2 separate regions of the Homo sapiens genome follow, and region 2 is linked to region 1. Evidence: chromatin contacts called from ENCODE Hi-C or POLR2A ChIA-PET data. All regions are on one chromosome and are shown on one strand. The core of a region is the stretch at or near the end of the contact, and the rest is flanking DNA. Distances in the headings are between cores, read along the strand shown.

Region 1 (5,111 bases), core at 1,499-3,998:
CTTCTGTTTTGTGAGTTTATTCCTTCCATTTCCCCCCATTTTACCTGTTCCCTTTTACTCTTCTCTATTCCTGCTGTCCCTGTGCCAATTGCAAACTCTCCTGCTTCTATGGAATCACCAGAATGAGATCCTCAAGTAGTGGAGAGACTGGCCCGGGGAGGGAGGGGAACTGCTCTGGGTCACAGAGGGTTCTTGGCAGTGGATTGCCAAGACTCACATTCCCTTGCTCACTCTCCCCTGAGCCTCTGAACATGTAAGGATCTGGAGCAAACCATGCCCCCAGAGCAAAACAGAGGATGCTTTATTCTGCTAAGGGCTGCTGTCAGATCAGCCAGGGTGCTAGGGGTACTTTCAGAGAGTGACTTTTCTGTGGTAGAAGCTAGGTTTTCCCTATTGCATTCTGAACTTTAAGGTGTCTGTCCATTCTATGGATCTTGTCCTAGGAAATTGATTGCCCTAATCCTAAATATTATCCACTCTACTTGGTAATTTCCAGAATCTGTCTGTGGATATAAATAGTAATCCTTGGTGCTTTCTCTGCTGCTCCTGATGACTGTGTGGTCCCAGCATGTGTTGGCTCTCAGCCAAAGTGCGTGTTTGTACCATTGGACATATTTCAGAGCATTGAATGTTCACTTCCATTTTCTGCTGAAAATTCCCATAGAATTCTACTTGGGACACATGTTGTTTTGCCATAAGCCATCAAATTTCTTGGTTACTAAAGAACCCATGCCTAGATTTGGCCTTCTCTTCAAACTCTGGTCACAGAACTGATACACAGATTGTATTTTAAGATACAGTAAAATGATCCCAGTGACCTAATTTATAATGGTTGATAGGAATCTGCTTTTCCTTTCTGTGTTTGGATTCTGGATTCTTGCATATAGGCAGATGCTTACAGTACTGAACCTATACTCTGCTTCAGAGAGGCTGCAGCACTCACTGCCTTGGTTTTGAGATTTCTGGTCCCTAAATATGTCCCTTCTCCCCTCTTTCTACAGGCAAAAGAGCCATAAGGTAGAGTTGGCTCAGAAAAGAAAAGCAGGGCTTTTGCTCTCTCACCTCCTACCTCTGTCCATTCTGCATACACCTGAGCCTTGGGTACTGCTCTCAGGTAGAATTAGTCAGCATCCTATAAGAGCATTCCTTAAAGAGGGGAATTTCCAGCCATCCCTGCAATTATGTCCTCATCGATGTTGTGGCTGGAGGCAGGTGACAGCTCCAGGCCCATGTGTTTCCTGGCCCTAGTTCTTTTTTCATAAAACCCACCTGCTTTTGTCCTCCTTCTGCATTTTATGCTTAGTCCACAAGAAGTTGGTGGGGCCTCACAGTCCAACAGAAGAATGAAGCAGTCACAGCAGCCCCTCCTGGGGCACCAGCTTGAGGCCGTGGGATCCCGTACTCCCACTGAGCCCCTCTCTGTGAATGCAGGGCCAGCTTTTCTGATTGATGCTCTGCTTCCCTTGCACTTTCACCAACAGATTAGTCAATGTGCAGCCCTTTGAACTCTGACAGACAGGCAAGGGGTCCAACCTGCTCTGTTGCCCCCAGAAGATGAATTCTGTATATAGAGTTGTTATTCCTAGCTTTTGCTTAGGGAGGAATAAAAAGAATTTATTTTATGTTTTGAGGTTAAATGAATGTGGGATAAATGTATACATAGCATCCTGTGTGTATATATGTATGTATTGCTCTATGTCAGATGAACTGACGACTTTTCCACATATGGAAGAATTTCACAAGATCATGTTTAGCTAGAAACTTCTCTCCCTAACTTCCTCTGAGTGCATGTTTGAATATACGTTATATATACATATATATGTATGTGTGCACATAAATATATCTTCATGTTTCCTTCACTGAAGAAAAATTAACACCGTATATCAGGGCTTACTAAAGTATAGTTATGGAACATACAAAAAACCAGGAATCTTTAGTTCCCCATGATAGTAACCTGATAAGAAAAGTTACATGTTTTAGGCTTTTAATATCAGTTTCCAACCAAGCTAGTATGTCTAAAGCTTGCCCAGATAAGAGACAGTATATATATATATATATATATATATATATTTTTTTTTTTTTTTTTTTTTTTTTTTTTTGCATTGCAAATCTAATGTCATGGCCCACTTCTTGGAAGGAGCCTTGAGTTTTGTTTCACGTGGGGATGAAGCCTTCAGATTCAACAACCCATGAAGAAACCTCTTATTGGTGCTGATGTGTATTGCATGGGAGAAGGGTTCAGAAGTTTTGACCGTTGCCACTCCTGGGCCAGTCCTTTCAGAACTGTAGCCAAGGATATCCTGGCATGCATTTTGAAATAGCTCTTGAGAGCCACTTGCCTCTTTCCCAATACTTCTTTTCTCACAAGTAGATTGGAGGATACTGTGTTTAGCAGGTTAAGAAATAGAAAGATATCGCAGATGTCTCTTTTTTCTTTATCCCTCAGAGACTACTAAAAATCCCCAAAACTACTAGAAAGTGAGCCAGACGGCATATGTGATTTCCCACCCTTGGGAAATAAAAGGGGCAGTTTATTTGTTTGCTTGTTTTTAAGAGCAGAAGCTGTAGAGTAACCCTGCAGTGGCTCTCTGTGAGGCCACAGGTAAAGAAGGAAATGGGGACAAATGTCTGAACTGTTGTTGTGGGAGGTATTTAACTGCCTCCTTCCTCTACCAGCAGTTACATGCTCACCCAACCATTAAGAGCTACAGGAGAGGGAGGGAGGCGGAGTTACGCAGCAGTTGGGAAGCTGGCTTTGCAGATGAGCAGGTTATTGTCAAAGCCCTTTAATCTGGGTGCGATGCTAATTCCCTGCATGTGAGCACATGAGGGCATGATTAATAAGCCCTGCCAGGTAGGGTCTTCACTGAGTATGGGAAAAATGCAGAGCTGCTTAATGCATCAGGATCCTCCTGTTAGAAAAGGATTTTTCCTTAAAGGAGGTTTGAGCCTACTGAAGATTTCATTCAGTCTTATGCTATTTGGGGTAGAGTGTTTTTTTTTTCTTTTACTGATTTGTCTAGGTTTTACACCTTGTTTGCAGTATTAGGGTTACATTAAGAGATTTGTTGCAGTATCCTTTGAGTCAACAGGGGTTTTTCAGACATAGCCTGCACTCTCCAGCTTACAGATGCAACGCATCTTGGCAACATTGGAGGGTTGATTTCTTTTCAACTTGCTGCTTTAATCCAGTCGCATTTGTCTAAGAGGCAGCACTTTAGCTCCCCCATTGAGAGGGGGTGGCCAACCTTGAAATGTCGGGAAGCAGGGAAATCCATTTTATATTGCTAAACACCATTGCCTCTCTTTTTTTCTATAACTGATGTAATAGGGATCATGTTTGACTTACAACACTCCAGGCACTTGCAGCACTCCAAAGATAAGGGACCAGCAGAGGAAAGGGAGTAGGAAGCATCCTTTAAACATACCCTGCACACACTCACAAAGTCTGTTATTGCAGGAAACCACCTTACAGACCAATAGCATTTTAAAAATTCGGATTTGGGCATCCATCTATTAATGATCTTAATAATGTCAATTTTGAACAGCCCAGAGACTCTAAAATATTTAAGAATCATTTTGTACCCCATCAGATCCTTTTTAGACACACCATTTTGCCTTCAGCTTTAGTGTAATATCAAATAATTTGTTTTACTAGTAATCAACTCTTAATGCTACCAACAGGGATGATATGTCTAGTTATATTGGTCTAAGTCTGTAACATCCACAAAGTGGTTTAATTTACATTCTTGGGTTTAATTTGCACAGCAAACCTATGAAGCATCAGGGCCAGGATATGGTAGTCCCATTTTCTTTTCTTTTCTTTTTTTTTTCTTTTTTTTTTTTGAGACGGAGTCTCGCTCTTGTTGCCCAGGCTGGAGTGAGTGCAATGGCGCGATCTCGGCTCACCGCAACCTCCATCTCCCAGGTTCAAGCGATTCTCCTGCCTCAGCCTCCCCTCATTTTCTTTTTTAAGCAGCTGAGGAAATGAAGAGTCAAAAGGAAATTTGATTGCCTACCATGAAGGAAATGGCAGAACCAGAGTCATGTTAAAAACACAATTTTCACTTTGTTTAACAAAGCCAAGTGTTAATGACTGATCGATGAAGGAGCGAAAATAAAGCCTGTCTTCACTCCCACCCTTTTTTATGGTTATCTGGCAATGGTTCCGCTTTTAGCAGATGTTGATTTTAAGCTCCCAAACAATATTGTTGGCCGACATAGAGGCTTCGACCATTCTCATCTTCAGCTGGGTATCTGATGTCCTTGAGCTGAATGAACTGGCACAGTGCACCAAAGACTAGTTTGTCACAGCTATTTTGCTTGAAGGAAATAGAAAACTAGTTTCTTCAATTTGCCCTATAATGACGATGCAAAAAAAAAAAATTGAGGAAGCACTTAAAGATGTTATATTAGAAGTGGAGGAAAAGGCCACCCAAACTTCTATAACGTTCTTGATGGCTTGACAAAGTGGTCTCAGGTGGCTGCCCTGCCTCAGCGTGTCCTAGTGAGGTGAACTTGCTGAGAAGAACCAATCCAGGCTGCACAGATTCTCCAGTACCTGCCTCTCCCTTGAGAGACACCCCAGTGTGTCTTTTAAAATATGGACATCTCCTACTGTGATCCCCCTCAGCCAATGAAGTTTCGCTTTCACCACTGGGGTGTAGAAGAATAAACCAGAGATGTGGCTCGTGCGATAGAAGAGGGGAAGAGTCATTCTGAGAAGACACAAGTCAACACAATCTTGGCAATCGTAAGGAACTCTGGGAATCCAGGAAGCATATTCCTTCAGAGGAATCCAGTCATTCAAAACAGTGAGAACTGAGCCTTCCATAATTACTCATTTAGAAATATCTAAGTTCCCACATCTGAGAATCATGGCACAGTATGAAGGAGGTGAAGGTGCTGCCTTTCCCCTCAGAGATCTTAAAATGTGTTGGGGTGCTGCTGATATGTCCACGTAAATAGCTTCCACTTGCATATGAAGACCCCTTTCTTCCAAGAGCCAGAGGGACCCAACTAAATTGTAGCTTCTAGTTCCAACCATGGTCTTCAACAGCTTGGAAAGAAGGCAGGACCAAGTTCAACGTACTCTAGAGCTGAGCTAAGCA
Region 2 (5,531 bases), core at 1,754-4,253, 34 kb before region 1:
TGGCGGCAATTTTGGACTTTTATTCCAAATTTTTTTACCTTCTTCTAGTTCAAATCTCCTCCAATTTCTTGGGCTCTTTTTGAGTAAAATGTCACTGAGTTCTCAGAAGTAGCAGAGATTGCTTGCTGTTATGAAGGGAATCCGTCCATTTCATCCCTGAAAACTCCTGAGTATCTCATAAATCAATTTGCCTAGAAATGTTTTAACTCTTGTTAAACATCTGTCAATAAAGCTAAAAGTGATATGAAATGAGTTCAGAAATTCCAATTGTGCTTAACAATAAAAGAATCTTTGTGATGCTCTTCAGGTGTTGACATTTGGGTTAGTTCTAGGCTGAGCATGGTATAAAGGTAAAAGAGCAGTACAAATTAACTTTCTGCTACTTGTTGCATTAAAAAAAGATAAAGGATTGATTCTAGTTTGGTAGAGTAGATATCTAAAACTATCCAACTTTTGTATTCCTTTCACTTCTGTTTCTTTACAGGCACATACCTCTGATACTTTTACTTCGCTTCTTTTTAAAAATAATCTTGCTTGCAGATTTGTGCAGTTTTGAGAGAGGGCCTCAATTGGGAATCAGTTAAATTTTGATTTGGTTCTTTTTCTATGGAGGCCAGTTCTAAAAAATATAAGAAAATTACCACCTTTCCTTTTTTGGTGTCTTGGAGCCAATCTCCCCAACTCTTTTTCTTCACCCTTGAAAAAAGGACTGACATCAAAATAATTAATTCTGAAATCACTGGATTTGCCTGCTACTAAGGGGTTTTTGAAGAAAGCTTAAAACTAAATCTTACCCCGTAAGCCGTATTCTCAAATGCTCCCCTGTGTGCTGAAGTAGTGATACACACATCCTTGATGAACATGCCTTTTTAAAATGAGGGCCAGACATTATTGTTTAGTTAAAATGAGAACCAGCTTATTTCTCAGAACTAGTTAGACTATTTTTGAGATCAGAGATAAATTGTACTTGGTTTTCTTTTCCTTTTCCTACCAGTTCTGGGCATTGCTTTTGGCCACCAGGAAACACATAGGTCAGCTAGAGCAGGAAGGCATTAAGACCAGGAGACTAGTCCCCTGGTTCTCTGTGATCCCCCTCCCATGGGGTTTGCAGAAAAAAAAGTCCCATGTCTAGGTAAACATTCTGGAGGCCATAACAAGTTGCATGTAATGTAATCTATTTAGGTAGAGCCTCTCTGCCCTGTGTTGTCCGAAAATCATAGGACTGTCTACAAGGATTAGTCTACAAGGATTAGTCGCAGATGTGGTAAAAAATGGGAGAAGGCAGAGGCTGCCCTGGAATGTGTTCAGGAGAGCCACCTACAAGGATGGAATCCTAGTCAAAATTGGATCTCAGCAGAGGTAGACCCGTCCTGTCCAGGAAAGTAAGAAGCACCTGAGTGGAGTGTTTAGCCAGACATTTCTTCTCCCCTCTGCTAGAAGCCACGGTTGTGCTTCCCATTTACACTTTCAGTGCTTCATGTGCAGATGACTTTTAATTACCCTTTATGGTTCAGGAGGTTAGCACAGTTAAACAGCAGTAGAGGAACCCCATGCAGTAGGGTTCCCATAGCCTCCTGTTGTGTTTGGATTACCTCCAGAAAAGCTTGATTTGATCCCAGCATTGTAATGCATCACAGACTTGGTCCAGATCAAATTGCTAAAATGCAAATGTATTGGTTTTTACAGCAGACCCACTTTGGGTTAAGCTGTTTGTGTCCCACCGGTAGAATCTAGCCACATCTCTATTTATTTTTGACTTCAGTGCAAAGTGTCTTTACAGTCTATTCTAGAGAACCCCTTTTAATAAAAAAAGAAATACTCAGATCTGGCAGGTTATTCTTATGGAGGTAAAGCCTGAACTGCTCAGTGTTACTGTAAACAATTTCCTCTTAATGTCCAAGCAATTGGGTAAGACACTCATCTGCTCTCTTAGCCTGGAAACATTCTTTATCCTAGGCAGCTGGTGCCTCAACCCCAGTACTCAGGGAATCCACTCAGTTTGCCCTTGCAACAAAAAATAGCACTCAGTGAATATGGAGGCAAAGTATTTTCTCTGATTTCATGCATTTTTCAAATCCCTATCAGAAGGGCATCTTCCCAGAGCATCAAGCTGACCTGATGGCCAACTGTGTGAGTCTCTCACTTGAGTGTCTTCCTTGGGTGAAAGCTCTGTTTTAAACATATTTTAGTTCATCTCCCTAAACATGCATGGAGCACTTATGGGCACTCTTTGGCTATAGGAGGTGTTGATTTTGTCCTTAAGCCTTGGAGTTTTATCATCTCTACTAGCAGTATCATAGATACTAGCTCATGAAAGATAAAATAGGACAAAGTGCTATTTTTTTTTGTTGCAGAGATGTTACTGAAGTTCAAAAACCTTTGCCTGCTGGAGGAATCAGAGAATGCTTTCTACATAAGTAGAAATTCCCATGAATTCTGTGATTGGCAATCTGTAGCCCACCTTTTGTGACAAATGCCTATTTAACCATGATACTTTCTCTTAGGGTTTTAAGGATCCCAGTACAAGTATTGCTAGTTTTAGGAGGAGTGGAGAAACTCACTCTTTGCTTTTTAAGTATTAGTTTAGAAAAACTTGAAAAGATCAACTTTACCATTGTGTTCCCTGGCTTTTAGAAATGCATAAAGGGGGAGGTGGCTCTGATTTTTAAATTTCAGAGTGATTTGCCAACTTTGCTTCAGTAACTTGAAGCACCCCACAGCACTGAGCAGTTGGCAGAGCATATCAGAATAACAGGCTTAGCTGAAGGTGACCAAAACAGGGAATAGCATGCAAATGCCAAGAAGATCTCTCACTGTGCTCTCTCTCTCTTTTTATTCAAATTTCACATCTGTGCTCTATTTTTAAACATTTATTCTTTAAGTGATAACGCATGTTTTACCAAGCCTCTTATTGGATTAGACATGTTTGAAATCCCTTCAACTTTAACCTGTTCATTACCGCCTCAGAGAACATTCAGATCCACCACCAAAGTAGAGTGTGTACAGGAGAAACTTCCCAAGATGTTGGCCACCAGGGAGCCATTAGGCTTTGTGGGGAGGAATCCAGCTGTTAGACTGTGTGGATTTTGGGAGTTATTAGACTGACATTGCTTCAGTGAGGCTTAGGAGTGGGTATAATGTGTGCAGAGACCTTGCTTTTCATCATTGTTTTTCTATTCACATTTTAGAATGTGAGGAACCAACAGTTTTTGAGCTCTTATTGTATACTTGGCATTGGGCTAGGGATTTTAAATATATTATCTCATTTAATCCTCATGACAACCCTAAAAACCAGATGTTAATAATTCTGTTTTACAGATGAGGAAACTTGGGTTCAGGAACTATGCAGAGATGCCACAGCTGGTAAGGGGTGGAACCAGAGCCCAAATGGGACTCACATTGAAGCTTTTCCATGCTCTTCCCAGGAGCTATCCCTGAATTGGTGCAATACTTCAGTTAGGTCTTAGCCCCTGTAAACTTGAGGCTAAAAAGCAGAATAAAGAAGGCTTTATTCTGTGACCCTGAGCAACCACTCCCCACCCCTCCTGACCCTTCTCGCCTGGCCCCTGCTGGCTCCCGCCATGACCTGAGGCCACCATGTGCAGGCTGGGAAGGGCGACTTATCTCTTCCTGCATCACCAGACATCACCGGTTGCCACTAGGGGAGAAGGCTGCAGGCTCAATCAAGTGTGCTGTCATTTTGGTTTTCTTGCAAGAAATGTTGGCACTTACCTCCTGCAGCCTTTGTGTTTCATTCTCAAGGTATCTGTTGGAAAGCCTTTTTCTCTTTAGTTTTACATTTTCTTTTTCATCATTTAACATATAAAACCAGGTTTTTCCTGGTCCCTTTCTCTCTCTCCCTCCGTTCCTTCCTCTCATCATATAATTAAAAGTCCTTTCAGCCTGTCTTCACCTTATCATTTCAAATACATTGAAAAAAGATCCCACTTCCTGCCCTTGTGTCCTCCTGATGCTGGATTTCAAAATGAAAGAAAAGCCCCTTTTCACTTCCTTTTTGCTTCATACTGCCCCTTGAAAAGCTGTGTTAAAGTGATATTGATTTTGTCATTGATCACCATTGTGGTGCACACCAGGTCTGTCCTTTCCTGGCTTCAGAACTTCTTCTTTTTCAGCTTTTTCAAATAATAGTATCAGGATTTTTTTCCTGAAAATTAAGGAAAAGGATTTTTCACCCTCTCCTCTCATGATTACAGGAAGACATTTATCAGACTTGGAATTTAAAATTTCCAGTAGTTTGCCTTTAATCTTTCTCAACTTTATATTCTTTTGGGGAAGATGTCACTTTCTTCTTTTGATTCTCTGCAACACACTAAAAGTTCCAGAATCTCCCTTGTTTATTGTTTTTTTTCAATGTTACCCCTTAATAATGCACTAGATTAAAAGGTAATAAGGATTTGATTTTGTAGCATTCTTTCTATGTAAATGAGCTTTTCCATAGTTGAAAGCATAGAGATACATCTTTTATCATAGAAATAATATTTGCTCATAATAGAAACTTCAAAAAATGTAAATAAAAAACTAAAGTTACCCATAATCCCACTACTCAGAAATAACTGTCACTAAGATTTATAGTTTCCTACATTCCATTGTCTACATATATATTTGAACAAAGACATGACATACTACATAATAAAGTTTGTTTAGCCTTTTAAACATTTAATATTTTGTGCATTTTCCCATGTCCTTAAAAGCCTTCGAAAACATATTTCTTGGTTTATGATTTCCATCATTTTGCAGTCATTAATTTTACCATTCTGTTTTGGGGATTTTGATTTGTTTCTAGCTTTTCACTTTTATAATCACACTGTGATGAACATCTTAGTACATAAGTCTTTTATTTTTTATGTTATTTTCTTTAGGATTAATGCCCAAGAGTTGAATTATTAGACTTGTGGGTAGTTTTAAGATTTTAGAGCATTAAGAAATGGCCGTCTCCTACAGTGGACTTGACATTCGTAAATATTTAAATAAATGTCAACTGTTCGTGTTAAATTTTTCAGGCTACATTCTGAAAACATGCCACTCATAGATTTGGGGCAGAATCCTACTACAGGAAGTGCAAGTGATCAGTAAACAGAGACAACAAGAGGCAGAGAGAGATTTTCAAAACTTAGGTGGGCATGGAAAGAAGTAGGCAGTTTATCCAGCAAATATTTGTTGAGCATGTACTACGTTCCAGATACTATCTGGACACCGGAGACACAACAGTGAACAAAACAGACAATTCCCTGCCCCAACTATTCCAGTGAAGAAACAAGAAACAAAATAAAGACATCAAATGTAGGGCATGTTGCACGATAATAAATACTATGGGAAAAACCAAAGATGATGCTCTATGAGGGATTTGGGGAGCTGATTTTGAATAGGGTGTTCCACAGATACCCTGCCCGGGAAAGCACTAGAGTTTTCCAGCCAAGTGGGGGGTGAGCCATGTGGAAGCCCTGTGCATGGAGGGGAGACCTCAGTGAGGACAAACTGCAGCCAGGAAAGTTGGAATCTGTTCCTCTGGG

Evidence for each region. Hi-C counts contacts between places; a loop is a spot of excess contacts on that map. ChIA-PET counts read pairs that join two places held with the same protein, here RNA polymerase II (POLR2A). Pooled maps may share reads with other maps.
Region 2: a loop to region 1 is called in a map of OCI-LY7, with 2.8 times the contacts of the local background. The contact joins two enhancer-like sites. A Hi-C loop is called at or near these places in 4 of 168 maps with a recorded cell type or tissue (CD8-positive, alpha-beta T cell, IMR-90, OCI-LY7 and 1 more), 2 of 37 single-sample maps with no recorded cell type and 1 of 50 pooled maps. POLR2A ChIA-PET finds 5 or more read pairs at or near these places in 3 of 52 experiments (H1, MCF 10A and OCI-LY7).

The regions. Positions count from the first base shown.
Region 1 is chr3:55,688,533-55,693,643 of GRCh38, reverse strand. The region is part of intron 16 of ERC2 (ELKS/RAB6-interacting/CAST family member 2); the gene reads left to right. Among named protein-coding and RNA genes, the nearest start is that of ERC2-IT1, 32 kb to the right of the region's middle. Within about 2 kb of position 2,748, at least 2 of the 41 ENCODE cell types and tissues checked have a DNase peak (open chromatin) inside an H3K27ac peak, as active enhancers do; they include OCI-LY7, where a contact is called at or near this core.
Region 2 is chr3:55,722,328-55,727,858 of GRCh38, reverse strand. All of the region lies in intron 15 of ERC2 (ELKS/RAB6-interacting/CAST family member 2), which reads left to right. Among named protein-coding and RNA genes, the nearest start is that of ERC2-IT1, 66 kb to the right of the region's middle. Within about 2 kb of position 3,003, at least 2 of the 41 ENCODE cell types and tissues checked have a DNase peak (open chromatin) inside an H3K27ac peak, as active enhancers do; they include OCI-LY7, where a contact is called at or near this core.